Regions from separate parts of the Homo sapiens genome. Here region 2 is linked to region 1. Evidence: chromatin loops called from intact Hi-C (ENCODE). Cell type or tissue: PC-9. All regions are shown on one strand. Each heading gives the region's core, and the rest is flanking DNA. Links, peaks and the distances in the headings are about the cores only. Region 1 holds the start of DLGAP1-AS6 (DLGAP1 antisense RNA 6). Region 2 has its middle 33 kb from the start of LINC01895.

Region 1 (10,875 bases), core at 3,005-5,504:
AAAGTTCCTCTCTGGATAGCTGTGGTTGTATTTACTTTGGTTCTCCTTATTCAAAAACTTTCATATCGTTGATGAGTGGTGACAAATGGCTTGCTCAGGAACACTGTGCCAGTATAAACTCTTTTGTAATAAAACACAATTAATATTGATGAAATCAGTCTTCAGTCAGCACTTGTTTGTTGCCTGAAAACCTTTCCTCTCCTCCCCACCTTCCAGGACTCAAAAAACAGACTGGGGGACAATCTCATCTGAATCGAACACTCCAAACTGGGGCTGTGACTTGCCCCTGGCAGATGCCACAGGTCCCAGAAAGGTGATCAGAGAGCTCTATCCAACACGAGGAGTCGCTTCCCTCTAAGGACTCTCAAAGGGGAGAAGCAAGGATTTATAAACTGGCTCTGTTTGTGGCTTTGCCGAAAATGAAACTCTCAGCAGTGTGCTACACCATGATTCTAGTAGAAATGATCATTAGACACTGGAAAGAGGAAAGCGGGAAGGAGAGCACCTACTGCCTTCCGTACACTGTGTTAAGGCTTTCTCTCTAGCATCTAGTTTAGTCTCTGCAACTGCCCCAAGAGAAGTCTTTATTTTATTGGCTAGGACACTGAGGCAAATAGCGGCTCCTTGCCAGACCCTTCCAGCCACTGGTTGGCTTTCTGTTGCCTAGGGTCCCCCTTAAACTTTCTTCTACACTGTGCAGAAATAGAAAAGGGCAGTTGGAAAAGAGGAGGAGGGAGAGGGAAACAAAGAGGGGAAAAGATAAACTTAAAAAAAAAAGTAAAAAGATAAATGTGAGAGAGCTCTGAGATGAGGTCAATGGTTGGTCATTTGAGGTCAACTTTATCTGAGGTGAGGGTAATCACAAGATGACAAATGGCTAACCCTTGGAAATTTCTTTCCACACATCTTCCAGTTTCTGGGTCACGTGGCTCCACCTCTGCCATTTCAGGAGGGTCCTCGTCTTAGGAAGCTATTTGGGAAACTCTCAATGCTCCCAGAGACATTACTGTTTTTTGTTTTTTTATTTTTTTTGGAAACAGGATCTTGCTCTGTCACCCAGGCTGGAATGCAGTTGCACAATCTCGGCTCACCGCAACCTCCACCTCCTGGATTCAAGCGATTCTCCCGCTCATCCTCCTGAGTAGCTGGGACTACAGGCACCTGCCATCATGCCTGGCTAATTTTTTGTATTTTTAGTAGAGACAGAGTTTCACCATGTTGGCCATGCTGATCTTGAACTCCTGACCTCAAGTGATGCTCCTGCTTCAGCCTCCCAAAGTGCTGGGATTACAGTTGTGAGTCACCGTGCCTGGTTGAAACATTTATATTTCATAGGAATATTTTGGCTGGATGCAGAGGCTAAGGCAGGAGGACAGCTTGAGGCCAGCAGTTCAACACTACCCTGGGCAACATAGAGAGACCCTGTCTCTACAAAAGAAAGAAAGAAAAAAGAAACGTTTAGCCAAAAGTATAATGACAAGTAAAGATACATCTGAGAAGAGAACATTCGTTTGTTTAGTGTGGTGCTCCAGCCTCCACGTCATTTTTATAAACAGGATGTCTGGGTTTCTTTGCAGAAACAAGTTTCTTGAGTTTTGTTCTCAGTTTCTATAATATTCCATTTAGTATTCCTGACACACTGCCACCTACCACGCTGGTGGAAGGAAGGAAGGAACTCCTTCTGGGAGATAGCTCTATCCTATCTCTGTCAGTTATCTGACTAACATTTTGATTTCCGGTAGTAAAAATGTTGAAACTGGCCAGGCATGGCTGCTCACGCCTGTAATCCCAGCACTTTGGGAGGCCAAGGTGGGCGGATCATGAGGTCAGGAGTTGGAGACCATCCTGGCCAACATGGTGAAACCCTGTCTCTATTAAAATACAAAAATTAGCTGGGTGTGGTCATGCGTGCCTGGAATCCCAGCTATTCGGGAGGCTGAGGCAGGACAATTGCTTGAACCAGGGAGTTGGATGTTGCAGTGAGCCGAGATCACACCACTGCACTCCAGCCTGGCGACAGAGCCAGACTCTGTCTCAAAAAAACAAAGTTGGCTGGGCACGGTGGCTCACGCCTGGAATCCCAGCACTTTGGGAGGCTGAGGTGGGCGGATCATGAGGTCAGGAGATCGAGACCATCCTGGCCAACATGGTGAAACCCCCTCTCTACTAAAAATACAAAAATTAGCTGGGCATGGTGGCAGGCGCCTGTAATCCCGGCTACTTGGGAGGCTGAGGCAGGAGAATCGCTTGAACCCAGGAGGTGGAGGTTGCAGGGAGCCGACAATGTGCCGCTGCACTCTAGCCTGGCGATAGAGCAAGACTCTGCCTAAAAAACAAAAACAAACAAACAAACAAAAAGTTGAAACTTCATTCTCAGTTTACTACTGGTGGTAAATCCATCAGCATCTGTTTATTAAAGGATTTACCACAGTCTACCTTGACACGCTGAGCACATGGCTTTGCTCTAAAAATAGAAAGATTCAGCTGGGCAAGGTGGCTCATGCCTGTAATTCCAGCACTTTGGGAGGCCAAGGCGGTCAGATCACTTGAGGCCAGGAGTTTGAGACCAGCCTGGCCAACAAGGCGAACCCCCGTCTCCACTAAAAATACAAAAATTAAGCCGGGTGCAGTGGTTCACGCCTGTAATCCCAGCACTTTGGGAGGCCGAGTGCAGTGGCTCACGCCTGTAATCCCAGCACTTTGGGAGGCCGAGGTGGGTGGATCTCTTGAGGTCAGGAGTTCGAGACCAGCCTGGCTAACATGGTGAAACCCTGTCTCTACTATAAATACAAAATAGCCGGGCGTGGTGGCGGGCACCTGTAATCCCAGCTACTCGGGAGGCTGAGGCAGGAGAATCACTTGAGCCCAGGAGGCGGAGGTTGCAGCGAGCCGAGATCACGCCACTGCGCTCCAGCCTGGGAGACAGAGCAAGACTGTCTCAAACACAACAACAACAACAACAACAACAAAAAACAAAAAGCAAAAGTTAGCCGGGCGTGGTGGCGCGCGCCTGTAGTTCCAGCTACTCAGGGGGCTGAGGCACGAGAATTGCTTGAACCTGGGAGGTGGAGGTTGCTGTGAGCCGAGATCACAACACTGCACTCCAGCCTGGGCGACAGAGCGAGACTCTGTATCAAAAAAAAAAAAAAAAAGAAAAGAAAGAAAGACACAATGACAAAGGCAGAGTTCACCTACAGAGGGAATGACATCAATACATTAGGAATATTTTTAATACATTAAATCCCTTTGGGGTGTTTTTGGACACCTGGCTTGTCATACTATGAACAACAGAATTTCCTTAAAAAGTTTTTATTTTAGAGACAGGGTCTCGCTCTGTTGACCAGGCTGGAGTGCAGTGGCGCAGTCATAGCTCACTGTAGCCTCAAACTCTTGAGCTCAACTGGTCCTGCCACTTCAGACTCCCAAGTAGCTAGGACTACAGGTGTATGCCACCACAACCAGCTAACTTTTACAAAATATTTTTTGTAGAGATGAGGGGGACTCGCTCTGTGGCTCACGGCCGTCTTGAACTTTGAATACCTGGCCTCAAGCTATTTTCCTGCCTCGCCCTCCCAGAGTGCTGGGATTACAGGTGTGAACCACCGCACCCAGCCCTCATTTATTTGATTTCTTCAGAGAGGCTCATCTGTTCCTATATTTAGAAATGTGGAACTTTTCCAAAGAAGACAACCTTCATTTTTTTCATACGGGCTTTCAAAAGAATGTGATGTCCTTTTGGTGTTTTAGATTCTCACCTATGAGGTATAAACAAATCGCCTTGCAGACAAGTCTCAACACAGAACACATGCTGCTTATCACTGGCAAAGACTTGCATCAGCCTGCCACCACGGCTGGCTCATCTTGTCCCTCCAGGCCTGTGCCTGCTGGAACACTCCCACTCCCCATGTCTGAATACACCACTTCGGTTGGACCAAGAGTTTCCAGCTCGGGTGGCCCCTCCTTCCCTGGAAATAAATAGCTGCCTATAGAATATCAGAGTCATTCTGACTCAGGGGTGACTCAGCTCTTCCATGACCTGTGTTCCCACTTCTCCTTGATAAGGCCAATGTTTTGGCCCTACTGGTGAAAATATGTAGACCTAACATCTATCTCCCTGCTCCAGTTTCAAGAGAAAAGACCTTATTCAGAGAAATATTTAGAAGACTCTTGTGGAATTCTTGCTGTGAGTGGTTTTTCCTTCCCTGCCATTGGTGCGACTGTTTCCCCCTTCCGTCAAATTGCTGTCTAGATGTTTCTCTCTGACCCCAATTTTCTCGGAGTTTGGGATTATCAATCTAAAATCAGAGGTGAGAATTCATCAGTGTTATCGATAAGACTTTGCAATTATTTCTTTCAAACTGAACTTTTTCCCTATTCACTTATTTTTCCTCATTGCAAAATAATCAAAGCATTGATGAGTGTTTCTGTTTAAATTCAAAGGACATTCCACCTTTAACCTTAGCATTCATGAGACACAAAATGGGTTTTTCTTTTTGCTGATTTAAAAAGCTGCTATGAAGCTGCACAGTGCGGAAGAGGGCACCCCTGCTCCAGAAAAGAAGAAACAAAACTGCCTGCCATAGACACTTGGTAGGGAGTGGCAAATGGAATCTTGGTTTGTTTTTCTCTTAGGACTTTGACAATTATTTTTCCTTGAAAAGAATAAGAGAATCTACCTAAAATATTAATACTAGTTTCAGAGCTCTAGGATAATATAGAGCAGAGTCTCTTTTTTTTAAAAAAGGAAAGCGGTTTCATTTCTGACAGTGGATTTCTTCCACTGATGTGCACACTCTTTGACATGAAAAGCTGCACGAAGCTGCCTTGAATTCATTCTGCAGATGGAAAGTTGCAAGTACGGTAATTAGCTAAGCAGTGGCAAGGCCGACCATCTGAGGTTTGATTTCTCATCAAGAGATAGTGTCCGACACACGTGCCACTGAGCATGCTTGTAAGAGTTCCACGTTTCAGATGCACTGAGAATGCATGCATGGAACACACGTCCCCCCAGCCCAACAACCGCACTCCCAAATTGCCCCTGCACACATATATTCTAACACGGTTACAACACAGCATGCTCCCGAGCCTCAGACAATAAGCTGCCCAAAAAGATGCTCAAGCAACAGTCGCAGTGGGCCTGACTTCTGGTATCCGCAGCCACTCCAGAGAACTTCCTGTGAGCCCCAGGGACTCAGAGGAGGCTGAGTGATGAGGAAGGTGGCCAGAGGCTGCCGGACTAGCCCCAAGCAGTCACTCTGCTTCCTGCCTTTGTTTTCCCTCAAACTCTCATCTTTCTGGAGAAAACAAAACCCTGTCCTGGGGGTGTAGACCAGCCATGACACCCACTAATAACCTCTAGCAAAACAATAGTTTTAAAATTACTTAATGCTCTCTTGACTTTCTGACTTTTAAAATGAAAATTGTATTTTGTCACTGTATCCTTTTGTTGGCAAGTGGAATACTGCACTCAAACCAAGCAGGCAATGTAAAACTATGACTTCAAAGCCATTCCTTGATAAAACATCAAAACGGCCCAGAGTGAACCAACTGTTATCTGTAATTCAACAGATAATTAACTGAAACTCAGTGCTCAAATTGCTACTGGGAGTTTCTGCAGCCAAGGTCATTCTCATGGTGCTGCTTGATTTTGTTTCTGTGTCTCTTATATCGTTTTAGGCAGGGAGGAACTTGGATTGTCCTTCAGTAAAATTCCACTTTGATGCGCAAAGCGAACTTGAATTTCTGCTTGGCCTACCACAGGCCTGCAACATGCACTTTCTCCTCGAGGTGAGAAGGTCTTTTTCTCTCCACTCTGAAACACCGCTGCCTGCACCTTTTGCTGAGTTTAGAGTAGCATCATACTTTCTGCCACGAATGCCACAAATACTGCCTTTTCAACTTGGTTTTGTAAAATGTAATGGTACTAAATCCGCCAAAGGGATAAAGCACCCTTACTTTGGATTTGCCAGTCCCATGGGTACATAACTGACCTACTACTCTCCCACCTCCCAACCTTGAAACTCCAGCCCCCTGAACGGCCTCACCACTCCAACCCCCACTGCAATTTCCCACTCCCCACCTCCATGCATTGCCCATTCACCAAGCCAGCCACATCTCCCTTTAAGTTGAAAACTCACCCGAAAGCCCACTACCTCTTCCATGCAGCCTCCCCTGATTAAGTGAGGATGAAGAAACCTCCAAAGCATGGCCGACAAACTCCCAATAAACGAGAACACACACCCCCCCAAAACAAACACAGAAACTCACAAAAGAAGAAAATGACACATTCTCTACTTTTGATTTGTGAAACTCCTATGGGGCTAAGGAGATCAATTTTATACCAATAAATCATTTCAGAAAATGAAGTCATTTTAATATTCTTGGGGTTACTCAGCAAAACACTTTGCTTGGACGTCTCTTTTGTACTTTCCTTAAATTCTTCTTCCTTTTCTTCTCGGCTTTTTGAACGTATGACTGAAGGGAACTGCCACTCACTGACACGGACAACAGTAAAGGAACTTGGTCTTCACTATGCCTCATAGTGGTGGGTCACACTGCCCAGGAGGAACCCGCAATGAGACCGGCAAATGCCTTAACCATCTCATTGTCTCATCAGGAAGAAGCTTAAATGACTCTTCTTGCTCACATACTTCCTGGGCAAACATGTCTGCTCTGTTGGGATAAAGGACGCTCTAGACCAGGCTCTGCTGAAAGATCCAGGGCAAAGGTTCCTGACAAGACTATGTCCAGCCTCAAATAAGGCCACAGAAGAGCCCAGGCTCGCTGACGAGCACCGGCTCCGAGGCAGTCACATCAGGAGACAGAAACAGACATGTTGGTGCTGCCCTCTCAGGTCAGTGCAAATGCCACTTGAGGAGGGCTGAGAGCTTTGCAGCATAAAATGACCAGAACAAGGAGAAACACAGATGCAATGGCAATAGCTGGCAATTCGCACATGGCGTCAAACACCACTGCCACAGAAGCTTTTTAGCTACAAGCCACGCTATGCAACCTTTAAGCAAAACATTATTGATTTTGTGGTTGTAAAAACATACCTTCAACTGCAGAACTCAGTTTTATGACACCTTGAATAAAAACAAAAAGTGGCAGTTATATAATGGACCCAAATCGCCTTTTCCAGGCTTCTCATAACACACGCATGCTTCAGATTTGGATTTTTCTTTTTCTGCTGGCATTGCAAGAACGTAACTAAACAAATATCAACTTCAAAAATAAAATAATTTTTAGTCTTAACTAGGTCTCATGGATGTCTTCTTTTCCCCCACTAAAACCATTTGGGGAAATTTTTCACTAAAAATGGGATCAAACATGTTTTTGGATGGGACAAAGGCCAAGTCTGCCTGAGTGACTATTTCTGTGTATAAATTATACCAGATTATGGATCAATAAAAGTTCACACAATAGGATGCTAGGGACCAGCACTTCCTCTTTGATACTGTATCTAGAGATCATCTGATGCATGTTAGGACAGAGTTTCTGTTGAAACATGTAACAGGTGGTTAAAAACCATGGTGTGATCTGGTAACTTTCTTCTCTGGGGTGGTTGGGCCAGAGCCCTTTTCTTGGTCTGATGGGTTTAGATTTCAGCTCCCTCAAGTCAGAGAGTGAACGGGTTATCTGAGCAAGTCAAGTTGTTCATGAAGCAAGTCAGTACCCTTGACTGATATTTATGCACCTTTGCAGTGAATTTTTTTTTTTTTTGAGACAGAGTCTCGCTCTGTCACCCAGGCTGGAGTGCAGTGGCGCAATCTCGGATCTTGGATCTCGGCTCACTGCAACCTCTGCCTCCTGGGTGGACGCCATTCTCCTGCCTCAGCCTCCCGAGTGGCTGGGACTACAGGCGCCCGCCAGCACGCCCGGCTAATTTTTTGTATTTTTAGTAGAAACATGGTTTCACTGTATTAGTCAGGATGGTCTCGATCTCCTGACCTTGTGATCCGCCCGCCTCAGCCTCCCAAAGTGCTGGGATTACAGGCGTGAGCCACCACATTTGGCTTTTCGGTGAATTTAAAGGTGAAAATACCAAACTAAGATAAATTAGACCTGATAACAATCATTTGATTTAAAGAGCACTTTTTATAAGTCATAGTTAAAAATAAATAATATTATCTAATCTTACGCAATAGTCATGATCATTTAGGCTGAACAAAAATGTCTGCAGTTTCATTCGGTTGAAGTCCTGGTTCTCTTTCAAACTGGAGGAGTTTGCAAACAAAATTCTTTTCAATACTGGTAAATCAAATTGGTATCTGTATGAACATACACTGATTTTTAACAGATTATGTTCACATTGCTCTTCCTTATGACTTTCTGGAAAAGCTGCTTTTAAGTTTGTTTCCTATTGAATTTCATCTTTCCTGCATAACCAATGGTGTCTGGTCCAACGTTGAGTAAGAAACACTATAGGGGAGGAAGTATGCATATACATGTCCATATGTTTATTATAAATTTTGCTGATACGAAAGATATGTGGCACACAGTCTATAAGTAACAATGAAATATACAGTATTCTTTATGGCAAATTCCATATAGTGAATTGGTTCCCATGGAATTCTTTTTTTTTTTTTTTTTGAGACGGAGTCTTGCTCTGTTGCCCAGGCTGGAGTGCAGTGGCGCGATCTCGGCTCACTGCAAGCTCCGCCTCCCGGGTTCACGCCATTCTCCTGCCTCAGCCTCCCGAATAGCTGGTACTACAGGCGCCCGCCACCGCACCCGGCTAATTTTTTTTGTATTTTTAGTAGAGACGGGGTTTCACCGTGTTAGCCAGGATGGTCTCGATCTCCTGACCTCGTGATCCGCCCGCCTCGGCCTCCCAAAGTGCTGGGATTACAGGCTTGAGCCACCGCGCCCGGCTCCCATGGAATTCTTTTGTTCATCTTGGCCAAACTCTTGTATCTGTAGCCAGCAGTTCAACCATGATCAGACAATCATTCATTCAGTTGCATCTCAGTTTGCCCTTTTCCCAACAAACTTACTATTATTATATCTTTTATGTGATATAAGTTATTTTTATTAAATAAGCCTCTTTCAGCTTCAATACTATGTCAGTACCCATACCATGGCATATTTGTCACTGTACATAAAGTTGGGCAGAGATGTGCAGTGATCACACCAGCATGTAGTATTTCCACCATACGGGTATGGTAGAATGTAACCTCAAGAGCATGGATAGAAACATGACTAGGAAATGATGAGTTTTAAATGTTTATAACTTTTGTTTTTGATATAATTTATCTAATTGTAAGTTACACAATTTAATTTGTAATAATGGGCTTCCAAAATGTCTGAAACTGTAACGTCTGGCTCTTGCAAGCTGGTATGAACCCGCTTTAGGGCACCACTGCCATAACTGATGCTTCCTTGTGTCAGGCCCAGGGAAGACCTTGAACTTCAGAATACTTCCTGAGATCTTCATAAAGGGGGTAATCATTTAATTGAACAAGACAAATGGAAGTAAACTTAGGATTTGCTATTATTTTTTGCCAGTTATTTCAAAACCTGTGAAGCCTTTCATTGCAAAAATAAACTATACATACATCACCTTAGAGATAACAGTCATTGACAATCAACTAGTATAATCACAATATAAATGGATTTGACATTCTTTTGGTCAGGCAACTAAACCAAAACGCAAGGTCAGGTACAAGTAATTGACTTATTAAGCAATGACCTCATCTTTTCAGAGTAGAATTCTTATATACATCAGAATATCAAGTTTTTCAGCCATATTCATTTTTGAGTATAATCATGGTGTCAGCAAATGTCATTCAACTGAAAAGACAACAATGTGCTCTGATCAGTATGTAGAAACAGAGTTCATGCAAGAAAACAAGAAAATTTAAACAAATCATCAGGGAAGACAGGGGTGGCAGTGAAGGAGAGCCCAATCATCATTTACTGAGTTGGGGAAACAAGGTAAGCTCAAATACAAACAAAAATTAGATCTGTAATTATCAACATTGTTTTAAGAAAAACGTGTGATTCACTAGCTCCAAATAGACTTCTCTTATATTTTTAAACCCCAAGTCAAATTATTCTGTATAGTAAGGTAGGCCTTTATATTGGGAAGTAACTATGTTACAGTGAAAATTTAGAATTAGCTATATCTAGTTAGATACCTTATATTAACATGATACACAAAATTGTACAACGAGTGGGAAAGATCATTTATCTTAAAATGTAAATGTTTTTAAAAATTTTGAATATTTAAGAAGGGATTGATGTTGATATTAAAAAGCTACACATAGCACTGCTGACTTCCAGGACACACAATAGACATTATCTGGTGTGTGGCTGACATTGACATTGCCTGGAATTCAGGGTAAGCCGTAACACATACATTTATACACACACACACACACACACACACACACACACACACACACGGATGCTACCACCCCCCGCCGCCCCCACCCCCGGTTTCTTTTTCATAGTCTGCAGAAGTGTTTGAAAATACAATTGAAAACAACAACAAAAAACAAACTCAACTGTTTTTCTCTCAGCTCAATATCTTTTTTTTTTTTTCTTATTTTTTGAGACAGAATCTCCCTCTGTCGCCCAGGCTGGAGTGCAGTGGTGCAATCTCGGCTCACTGCAACCTCCGCCTCCCAGCTTCAAGCGATTCTCCTACCTCAGCGTCCCGAGTAGCTGGGACTACAGGCACGCCTGACCACACCCAGCTAAGTTTCGTATTTTTAGTAGAGACAGGGTTTCACCATGTTGGCCAGGATGGTCTTGATCTCTTGACCTCATGATCCGCCTGCCTCGGCCTCCCAAAGTGCTGGGATTACACGCATGAGCCACCGCGCCCGGCCTATTTCCCTATTTCTTCTACTTCATCTCACATGACTTTTC
Region 2 (10,875 bases), core at 5,585-8,084, 270 kb before region 1:
ATCCACTTTGTCTGTAGACTTTTGAAAGTGGTAACAGGTACATAGGTAATCAAAGTATAGAGCTTGTTTGGTGAATCTTCATGCTAATTACGTTTTCTGGACAACCACACATGGATACAGTAGAGGATATTCCTTATTCCTTCAGCTCAGATAGCTTTGTTGAGTCTGGCATCAATGAGCACATCTGGAGTTCCCATCTCCTTCATGGCAAGTTTCTGGATCTCTCTGAGTGCCAGAGGGGCACACTTCTTGAAGCCCACTCTGTATGCACTTGTGAATATTGATGGCAGAATGGCCTTTCTTCTCGCTACCTTTGTTTGCTGGAGTCATTCTGCCTGGCCCAAGTTGGAAAGCTGTTTTTGGCTTTCTTCATCACTATTGCATCTCAGCACCTAGCATGGTGCCTAGCATGTCAGTAAATCACCAGTGAATATTTGGGGAATGAATGGATGACTGGAAGAGCATACTAAAGTGAGTAAAAGCTGTATTTTTTTCCTGATTTTTTTTTTTCCCAGAGACAAGGCCTCCCTCTGCCTCTCAGGCTAGAATGCAGCAGTGTCATCATACCTCTCTGCAGACTCGAACTCCCAGGCTCAAGCCATCCTCCATCCTTGGCCTCCCAAAGTGCTGGGATTATAGGTGTGAGCCACTGAGCCTGGCCAGGAGCTTTAAAGTCAAATGTATCTGGCTCCCTGTAATCCCAGCACTTTGGGAGGCTGAGGAGGTGGGAGGATCACAAGGTCAGGAGATCGAGACCATCCTGGCTAACAAGGTGAAACCCCGTCTCTACTAAAAATACAATACAAAAAAATCAGCCGGGTGTGGTGGCGGGCGCCTGTAGTCCCAGCTACTCGGGAGGCTGAGGCAGGAGGATGGCGTGAACCGGGGAGGCAGAGCTTGCAGTGAGCCGAGATCCCGCCACTGAAACTGCAGCCTGGGCGACAGAGCGAGACTCTGATTCAAAAAAAAAAAAAAAAAAGTATCTGGCTCAAGTTTCCAAATGTTTTCCACACAGTGATTTCTTTAATCTTCACAACAATCTTATAAGGTAGGTACTATTTTTGGCATAGTCTCCATCTTTCAGATAAGAAAACTGAAGTATAGAGAAATTAAGTAACTCTCCCAAAGCCACACAGCAAGTGGAAGACCAGGACTAAAGACCAGGACTTAAGCCCAGGTGATGAACTGTGGCTGCAGTAGCTAGGTTATTTTTATTTTTATTTTTATTTTTGAGACAGAATCTAGCTCCGTCGCCCAGGCTGGAGTGCAGTGACGTGATTTCAGCTCACTGCACCTCCGCCTCCCCAGTTCAAGCTATTCTCCTGCCTCAGCCATGCGAGCAGCTGGGACTACAGGCACGGGCCACCATGCCTGGTTAATTTTTGTATTTTTAGTAGAGACAGGGTTTCCTGATGTTGGCCAGGCTGGTCTCAAACTCCTGACCTCAAGTGATCTGCCTGCCTCAGCCTCCCAAAGTGCTGGGATTACAGGCGTGCGGCCCCATGCCCGGCCAGTAACTATGTGCTTAACACTGCACAGCTTCTCCAATGTACCAGCGTCTACCTAATAGGATTGTTACCGGGATTAAGTAACAGAATAGAATCAAATGCTTCTATGCCAAAACAGCACTTGACCTATAATAAAGCATAATACATTTTTGCTCTTTTGTCATCCATAGTACTATCTTTTTATTATTGTTACATTTTGTGGCTTGTCTATAGCATTTGCCCTCTGTATATTAGTTTCAAAAGGCTTTAGTTGTCTATTTTTAAGTGGGTTTATGTAATAAAAAGTTATTTCTCCTTAAAGCATTCTTATTTTACATATGAAGTATTTGTCCTCACTAGATGAAATGTTATATACCTTGACTCCTGTTTCCATTCCATATGGACTTTAATAAAACAATATTCTGAGAGATTTCCCCTTGTGATTGACATAACTCAAAATAGACCTCCATAGGGAAATACCTGCCACTTACAACCATGCCTTTTTCCTTGCGTAACAATGTGAATGTGCTTATTGCAACTGAACTGTCACACCTAAAAATGGTTAAAATGATATTTTACCGCACTAAAGCAATAACAGCAACAAAACAAAAACACATATTTTTCAAGTTTAAGTGGGCCTTAAAAGAGCAGGACTCTAGATCTATAAACATCTCTAGCAGAGATAAATTTTCCAAAGAGCTTAAAATGTTTTCGTACTGAAAAGATGCCAATATTATGTATATCCAGCAATTGTGTCCACTGATATTCTCTTGATAATACTTTATCTTTTCCTCATTTTTTCTTGCATTAAGAAATCAATAACCCTCCCCCACCACACACACACAAAAGAAAAATGGGTAAAGGGCAAATTTCTGAAATATTATTAAATGTTTAAATATTTAGAAGTATTAAAATATGTGCAAGACTTTGCACAACTGTTCTTGTGAATTCAGCAAAGAAGAATTTCTTGGCCAGGCGCTGTGGCTCACGCCTGTAACCCCAGCACTTTGGGAGGCTGAGGTGGGCGGATCACTTGAGGTCAGTAGTTCAAGACCAGCTGGCCAAAATGGTGAAACTCCGTCTCTACAAAAATTAGCTGGGCGTGGTTGCATGTGCCTATAATCCCAGCTGCTCCGGAGGCAAGGGAAGGAGAATCTCTTGAATCTGGGAGGCAGAGATGGCAATGAGCAGAGATGGCGCCACTGCACTCCAGCCTCGGCAACAGAGAGAGAATCCGTCTCAAAAAAGGATTTCTCATCCATTGCCTATAGCTAAACATTAGACAGACAATACCACAGTGTGACAGAAACAATTCCCTCATGTGTCATAGTCAATGAATCATTCAATTAAATAAGCAATTACATGATCATTTCCTGTAGAGGCCGCTGCCATTCATTTCAAAATCATATCATATTGCTTTAGAAGAAAACTTTAAGATGATGTACTAAAATTATTCATTCAGAAACCAAAAATTGTTAAACACTTCCCCTCTATCTCATCACTTTTTTTTTTTTTTTTTTTTTTTGAGAAAGTGTCTTGCTCTGTTACTCCGGCTGGAATGCATTGGCATCATCATGTCTCACTATAAACTCAAACTCCTGGGCTCAAGCGATCCTCCCACCTCAGGTTCCTGAGTAGCTGGGACTATGGGTATGCACCACCACACCCCATTAATTTTTACATTTTTTTTTGTAGAGACGAGGTCTCACTATGTTGCACAGGCTGGTCTTGAACTCCCAACCTCAAGTGATCCTGCTTCCTCAGCCTCGCAAAGTATTGGGATTACAGGCATGAGCCATCACACCCAGCCTCATCACTTTGAATAATACATTTTAAATCTGTGAACCATTATTTTATAAAGTTATACAGACTGCTGTAGGGAAAACTAAATACTATTCCTACTTTAAGGAAAACCATTGTCTAATGATAAACATTTTTTTAAAAAATTATAATTAGCCAGGCATGATGACATAGCCCTGTAGTCCCAGCTACTCAGGAGGCTGAGGCAAGAGAATTGTTTGAACCCAGGAGGCAGAGGTTGCAGTGAGCCGGGATGGTGCTACTGTACTCCAGGCTGGGTGATGAGTGAGGCTGTCTAAAAAAAGAAAAAAGAAAGAAAATTCTCAGAAATTATTTCCATAATTAGCAAGTACATAGAATTGATGTATGATGGAAGAGATAGATTCTAAAGTAAATTATCATAATTCTGCAAACTATCCAAACATAATATTTTACAACATAAAAGTATTATATATTAAAGCTCATTAATCTAAATAGCATTCCCACTAAAAGGAACCAGGGCTGTCTGGAAAAATGGCTAATTTCAGTTTGGGGGCAGGGAAAGTACAACAAGTTAGGCCTGGATCATTTTTGTTCCAGAAGATAAGAAAGTGTTCAAAAACACACAAAGACGGTAGAAGCGGCACAGAAGCCAAGTACAGTGGCTCACGCCTGTATTCCCAACACTTTAAGTGGTCCAAGTGGGAGGATCCCTTGAGGCCAAGAGTTCAAAAGCAGCCTGGGCAACATAGTGAGACTGTATTTGTATACAATTTTTTTAGAAATTGGCTGGGCATGGTGGTCCACACCTGTTGTCCTAGCTACTTGCGAGCCTGGGATGGGAGGATCCCTTGATACCAGGAGTTGGAGGCTGCAGTGAGTGAGCCAGCGCACTCTAGCCTGGGTGACAGAGCAAGACTTTGTGTCCATTTAATTAAAAAAAAAAAAAAAGACACAGGAGTCTACTAGAAGAGGCTTCTGCTGGCCAAATTTGGAAAACTTTGAGGATCCCAAGAAAAAAAAAATAGTGTTGGCTATAGATTAAGCAAATTGAATTAAAACAGGAGTCCAGGATTCTTCAACAAAAGGTGAGGTAAGGAGAGGCTCTTATTTACAGAAGAATCTCAGCTAAGAAATATAGAAGGAATAACTGATTTCAAAATCACTATTACTTCACCAATTTGATGACTGATTCCAGCAAGTATCAACAATGGATGCTAAACCTATAGGTAAAAATTGCTGGGACCCAGTGGATATACACTAATCCAAATATCACAGGTTATTGATTAATTGCAAAGAGGAGAGGAAGATATCTGGCACATAATACCTTAACCAAATGATCAAATATGACATCCCTGATGTTAGGGCAAACTGACTTGACACACCTGCTGGTATGAGAAGAGCACACTACCACCTGGGCAGGCCAAAGTGAATAATCTGAATTTAATTCCGAGACAGTCTACAAAACAATTGGCCTGGACACTTCACAGGTTGTATCTCAAAAGAAAAAAAAAAAAAGGCAGCAGAACCGCTTGAAATTAAAGGAGATGAAAGCTATATGACGTTAAAAGCAATACTTGATCCTAGACTGAATCCCTGATTTTTTAAAAAAGAAGAGTTTATGAACAGCATTATTGGGACAACTGGTGAAACTTGATTATTGGTGGTTATTTTAAATATTTCAATAGTAAGTAAATTTTTGATAATAGTATATCAAAGTCAATTTCTTGAATATGATCAAGGTGAAGCGGTTATATAGGAAAAGATCCTTTTTCTTAGGATTTAGGAATTAAATAGGAATATAGCATAATGAGGGAAGTTCTTTGTGCAATTCTTTTTTTTTTTATACTTTAAGTTTTACGGTACATGTGCACAACGCGCATGTTTGTTACATATGTATACATGTGCCATGTTGGTATGCTGCACCCATTAACTCGTCATTTAACATTAGGTATATCTCCTAATGCTATCCCTCCCCCTTCCCCACTGTGCTATTCTTTTAACATGTCTATAGGTTCAAAATTTTTCAAAAGAAAACGGGAAAAATTACATTAAGAAAACTCTAGTAAAAGGTTATTTACTATGCATGTTTAATTTATCCATATTTTTGCTTAACATTGTCTTTGTCTTACGTTGTCGACATAAAATGAAGAGGCTGTGGCACAAAATAAGATTTAAAGAGTTTACCTGAGCCAAAGTGTAGACAGCTGCCCGGAAGATTTAGACCCAAGAAACGTTGAATGTGAGCTCCGCCCAGCCTTTGTTACAAGCAAGTTTTTAAAGGCAAAAAAGAGGGATGGGAAGTGAGCTCATACAAAGTTGTTGTAAGGAATTCTCTTTGGTTTACAGAAATAACAGGGATTAGTGACTGGCTATACACTGCTAAACTATAGGGTGTGGCTTATAGTGTCCAGGGTGGCATTATTAGGGTAATTTATAGCTACTTGTGACAACAGCAAACAGTTTCAAGAGATAAATACATAGCTTAAGGGGGACGTGATTGCTGTCTCATTTCAATGGCTCTCTGGTCCTGATAATTTAAAAGGACTCGCATTCCTTAGATAATAGATGTTTTCTAAGCCAGGCATTGTGGCTCAATCCTATAATCCCAGTGACAAGCAGGAGGCTGAGGTGGAAGGATCACTTGTGTTCAACAGCAGCCTGGGCAATATAGGGAGGGCTTGTTCCCCATAACCCCAAAATGTAAAGAATTAGCCAGGCATGGTGGTTCACACCTGTAGTCCCAAGCTACTCAGGAAGCTGAGGCAGGAGGACCCCTTGAATCCAGGAGTTTGAGGCTGCAGTGAGCCGTGATCGAACCACTGCACTTCAGCCTGAGTGGCAGAGTGAGACCTCGACTCTTGAAAAAAGAGGAAAGAAAGAAGGTTGTTTTGTTTTGTTTTGAGACAGAGTCTTGCTCTGTCGCCATGCTGGAGTGCAGTGGCAGGATCTCCGCTCACTGCAACCTTCGCCTCCCGTGTTCAAGCGATTCTCGTGCCTCAGTCTCCGGAGTAGCGGGGATTACAGGCACGTACCACCACACCCAGCTAATTTTTGTATTTTTAGTACAGAAGGGGTTTCACCATGTTGGCCAGGGTGGTCTCAATCTCCTAACCTCATGATCCACTCGCCTAAGCCTCCCAAAGTGCTGAGATTACAGGCGTGAGCCACCGAGCCCAGCTTTTCTTTTCTCAACCTTGTCTTGTGAAATTTTATGTTGAGGCTTGTAAGTTATTTTCTAGTACTTTAAACACAGTAATTATTTTGGACCACATGTAATAGACAATTAATGCAGTTAAATTCCCCTGGCCTGAAGTTTATGCTTTTGGTAAATTAAGGAAATTGTAAAGAGCAAACATTCTACCTTGTTGGAATTTGGCTATAATGGGCCATCATGTTGCATGGCTGGATGGTGAATGAGAAGATGAAATTGGGGTCAGGAAATTTTAAAGCTGGAAGAGATCTTAAATCTTGGCCAAATTAAATTTACCAGACTTTAATTGAGAAAAGAACAATTCGTGAACTGGACAGCCTTCCGGGCCAGAGGAGGCTCAGAGACTCCAGCTCAGCCACGTGTTGGAAAGACGTAAATAGAGAAAGGAAAGTGACGAACAGAAAATGGAAGTGAGGTACAGAAACAGTCAGATTGGTTACAGCTCCGTGTTTGCCTTATCTGAACACGGTTTGAACAGTTGGCCCCCTTTAAGTTGCCAAAACTTGGTGATTGGCACAAGAGTAGGTTACAGTCTGTTTACTCTTCCATTTAGGTTATGGTTCACTAGGTACAAAGAAACCTTTAGGCCAAAGTTAAAATATGTAAGCAAGCTGCTTTGGGCTAAACCCGATTTAATACTTATGAATGCAGCATGGTTTTGCTCTTACGTGGCTCAGTTTCTGCTGGGTCATTCTGACACATGTGCCACCTGGTAATGACCTTTGATCTGAGGGGATTGGGAGATACTTGATAAATAGTATCCTCTTCTGTCCTGCCAGGGGACAATTCTAGGGTGAATTATACATGGCTTCTCAGAGACTTTCCAGCAGGATTATACTCCAGTTACCTAAAGCAATGAACAGTTTGAAAATGCACCCTTCCCCTATTTCATCCTGTCCAGTCCTTCCCACCATTAGAACCACTTCCCAACATCAACGATCTGCATGGGAGCACATTTCTCAGGCTCTGTTTGAAGACACCCACATTCCATACAGCCTTTCCTGGTGCCTCTGAGTCCTGGGCTTCTCAGTTTCTCTAGATAATTGTCTTACTTCTCATGGTGCCCTGCTCTGCCAGGGTTAGGAGCGCATCCAAATTCCCTGCCAAGGTAGTGGAAATTCCATCATAAGTTTACCACCTTGCAAATATCTGTGGATATTTGCTGTCTCCTTTTCCCATTCTCTTTGCTCTTGTAAGTTTCAATATTTTAATTTTGTATTGTTATTTTAGCTGGGGAGCACTGCAATATACAATAATCAAACTTTTTTTAAAACTCACAGATGGACTCAATAGCAGAATGGAAGTGACAAAGTGAAGATTTAGTGAACTTGAAGACAGAACAAAAGAAATGACTAACCTAATGACAGAGAAAGAAAAAAAAAGCAGAGCTTCAGATTTCAGGTATTATTGGGACTATAACAAACGATCAATCATTCATATCATTTGCCATTTTTTGGCACCTTTTGAAATATCCTTATGGTATTTCTCCTTTTTGTGTTGTTACGTTGTTGCTAATACGGTGAATTGCATTGATTGATTTTTTAAAAAACAGTAGGCCAAGCTTGCATTATCTTAGTGAGGATATATTACCCTTTTTGTTTATTAGTTGGATTTTATTTGTTAATATTTTGTTAATATTTACAGCTGTATTCATGGAGATATTGAAGGAAATGACATATAATAGAAAAATATGAAAGTAACAATGATCTGGATTTAAACGCATGTGTTATAGTAACAAAGACCAAGGAACACTTGGCTGTTAAGAAATGCAGACATGTATTATGTTTCTTATCTTAAATGGGGGTAGAGAGTTGGGCATAGCACCATGTCACTTTTGGTTTTGTCGTTTAGAGAAATGCTGATTTATTTGAAAAACTTAAAGGTGCTCACTGGCAGAATTTAAAAATCAGTTATGAGACAAAATAACACAAGAAAGATCAGCTATCAGTTATAACAATGAGTATAAATAAATTAAATTCCTTATGAAAAGACAAAAATTCTCAGACTGACTTGAAAAAAACAGCGTCCAACTCCAAATGTATGGTATTTTATAGGGTTACCATTAAAAACAAGTATCAGAGGCCAGATGCGGTGGTCCAAGCCTGTAATCTCAGCACTTTGGGAGGCCAAGGCAGACAAGGCATTTTTGTACAAAAAATACAAAAACTAGCTAGTTAATGTCTGTAATCCCAGCTACTCAGGAGACTGAGGCAGGAGGATGACTTGAGCCCGGGAGGCGGAGGTTGCAGTGAGCAGTGACTGCGCCACTGTACTCCAGCCTGGGCAACAGAGCAAGACTGTCTCAAAAAAAAAAAAAATCAGAAAACATTAAAAGTGCTTTCTTTCCTAGTTTTCTAACAACTTAAAAGTGCAGATGCTGAATTTTTTTATGCTTTCTTAAATATGCTGCTTTAAAAAAAACTGTATTGGACTATTAATATAACACATTATAGTAACGCATTTTCTTTCTTTCTTTTCTATTTTTGAGACAGAGTCCTGCTCTGTCACCCAGGCTGGAGTGCAGTGGTGCAATCTCAGCTCACCGCAACCTCCCCCTCCCAGATTCAAGTGATTCTTGTGCCTCAGCCTCCCAAGTAGCTGGGATCACGGGCACTACAGCTGGCTAATTTTTGTATTTTTAGTAGAGATGGGGTTTTGCCATATTGCCCAGGCTGGTCTCAAACTCCTGATCTCAAGTGATCCTCCCACCTCGGCCTCCCAACGTGCTAGGATTACAGGCGTGAGTACCACACCATGCCAGTAATACATTTTTTACTATTGAATTATCCTGTAGTTTCTGATATAAATAAGAAAAGAAAAGATGGCCAAAGGTTTATCAAACATGCCTAAACAAAAAGCAAATACATAAAGCAATGATAACAATACTAATATACAGAGAAGAAATCAAGGCAAAAGCCTCAAATGAGATACAAATGGCTATTTTATTTCACTGTATTTTTTGCTTATTTATCTTTGAGAGAGAGAAACCATACTCTAGGAAGCAGAGATAATACAGAACCTTATAAAATTTAAAGTTTAATTTTACTTTTGTCACACCCATGAACCCAGCTGTTCCTGAAAGGAAACCACTGTCCCATATGTTAATAAAGGTTACACTTCATGTACTTGGAAACTGTGAATACTATTGTGTCCAAATATAAATGCAGAAGAAGAAATGAATAGCATGCTACAGGATTTATTTATTTTTAGAGTGGGGGGGTCTCACTATGTTGCCCAGAGTGAAGTCCAGTGGCTATTCACAGGCCCAATCTCCTGGGTTCAAGCAATCCTCCCACCTCAGCCTCCCAAGTAGCTGGGACTATAGTATGGGATATTTTAATATATCATTCTCAGTCTCTGACAAACTTCACAAGCAACAGATAAACTAGACTATGGATGTTATAGTAAAATCAACAAGCTTACTTTAATAGCTGCATGTTATGTTGTACAATGGAGAATATACTTTTTTCCCGATGTAAATGAAATGTATTAGTCAACAAAGAAAATACTGATAAAATTTAAAAGCAGAAAACATATAGCACACATTATCTGACCACAATGTGCTAAAACAAAAAACTAGTAATGAAATTTTAAATTCTAAAGAATCAAGATACTTGGAATTTTAACTATAAATGTATTTAAACATTAATATGCATTACATAGAGGAAGAACTTCTAGATTCTAGAATCAATTTCCTTCAAATATTTTTTTCTCGTAGACTTATGTACATAAAAAATTATGAATTGAGCTTCAGTTTTACAATGATACAAGAAAAACATTGATTTTTATCCCGTGAAAAAAGGCATATAGATTTTGTTTGTTAACCTTATGAAGTTATAGACCACATGAAGTTGTGTATAAAAGTACAGTGGGCATGCTACTCATGGAAGAAAGTGGCATTTTCCTTGAATGGATTTGTTTTTTGCTGATCTTTGTCATCATGGCCATTGAAATCAGTAAGAGAAAAAAGAAAAAAATGAAATAGCAAACACTTCAACAATTATCTGGCATATATACCAGATAATTTATTAGCTATAAAGAAAGAGAAGTAAGGCCGGGCATGGTGGCTTACACTTATAATCCCAGCACTTTGGGAGGCCAAGGCAAGAGGATCACTGGAGGCCAGGAGTTTGAAGCCAGTCTGGGCCAACATAGCAAGACCCCATCTTTAAAAAAACAAAAAAAAACAAATTAACCTTTAAAACAGAAAAAAAAAAAGAAGAAGAAGAAATAGAAGAGATGAGAGACTCAATAAAAGAAAAACTTGTCAAGATGTGGCTAAATTAAATAATATTTTCCCAACATGATAATATTATTTTGACATCATATTCTACAGTAAGAAGTGGCAGGGTTTTTGGTTTTGAGTCAACACCTCTTGTTACCATGAGATCACAT

What was found. Peaks named below come from ENCODE experiments on the same cell type or tissue, not always from the same donor. Only the 100,000 strongest peaks of a DNase experiment are listed, where the experiment ranks them.
Region 2: it touches region 1 in a loop (9-fold over the local background); 7 of 110 quality-filtered maps call a loop at or near these places.

The regions. Positions count from the first base shown.
Region 1 is chr18:3,649,029-3,659,903 of GRCh38, forward strand. The region is part of intron 7 of DLGAP1 (DLG associated protein 1); the gene reads right to left. It overlaps DLGAP1-AS6 (DLGAP1 antisense RNA 6), which reads left to right and starts at 4,002. Exons shown (of 3, transcript NR_188002.1): 1 at 4,002-4,183; 2 at 5,677-5,787; 3 at 6,481-7,254. RefSeq lists enhancers at 3,556-4,755, 3,801-4,095. In PC-9, for the core only: no CTCF peak of the experiment used is centred there; DNase peaks (open chromatin) are centred at 4,033 and 4,523; H3K4me3 peaks cover 1,474 bases; H3K27ac peaks cover 2,500 bases.
Region 2 is chr18:3,377,918-3,388,792 of GRCh38, forward strand. It overlaps the pseudogene RPL31P59. Among named protein-coding and RNA genes, the nearest start is that of LINC01895, 33 kb to the left of the region's middle. RefSeq lists enhancers at 6,747-7,116, 6,817-8,016. In PC-9, for the core only: no CTCF peak of the experiment used is centred there; DNase peaks (open chromatin) are centred at 5,664 and 7,064; H3K4me3 peaks cover 2,295 bases; H3K27ac peaks cover 2,500 bases.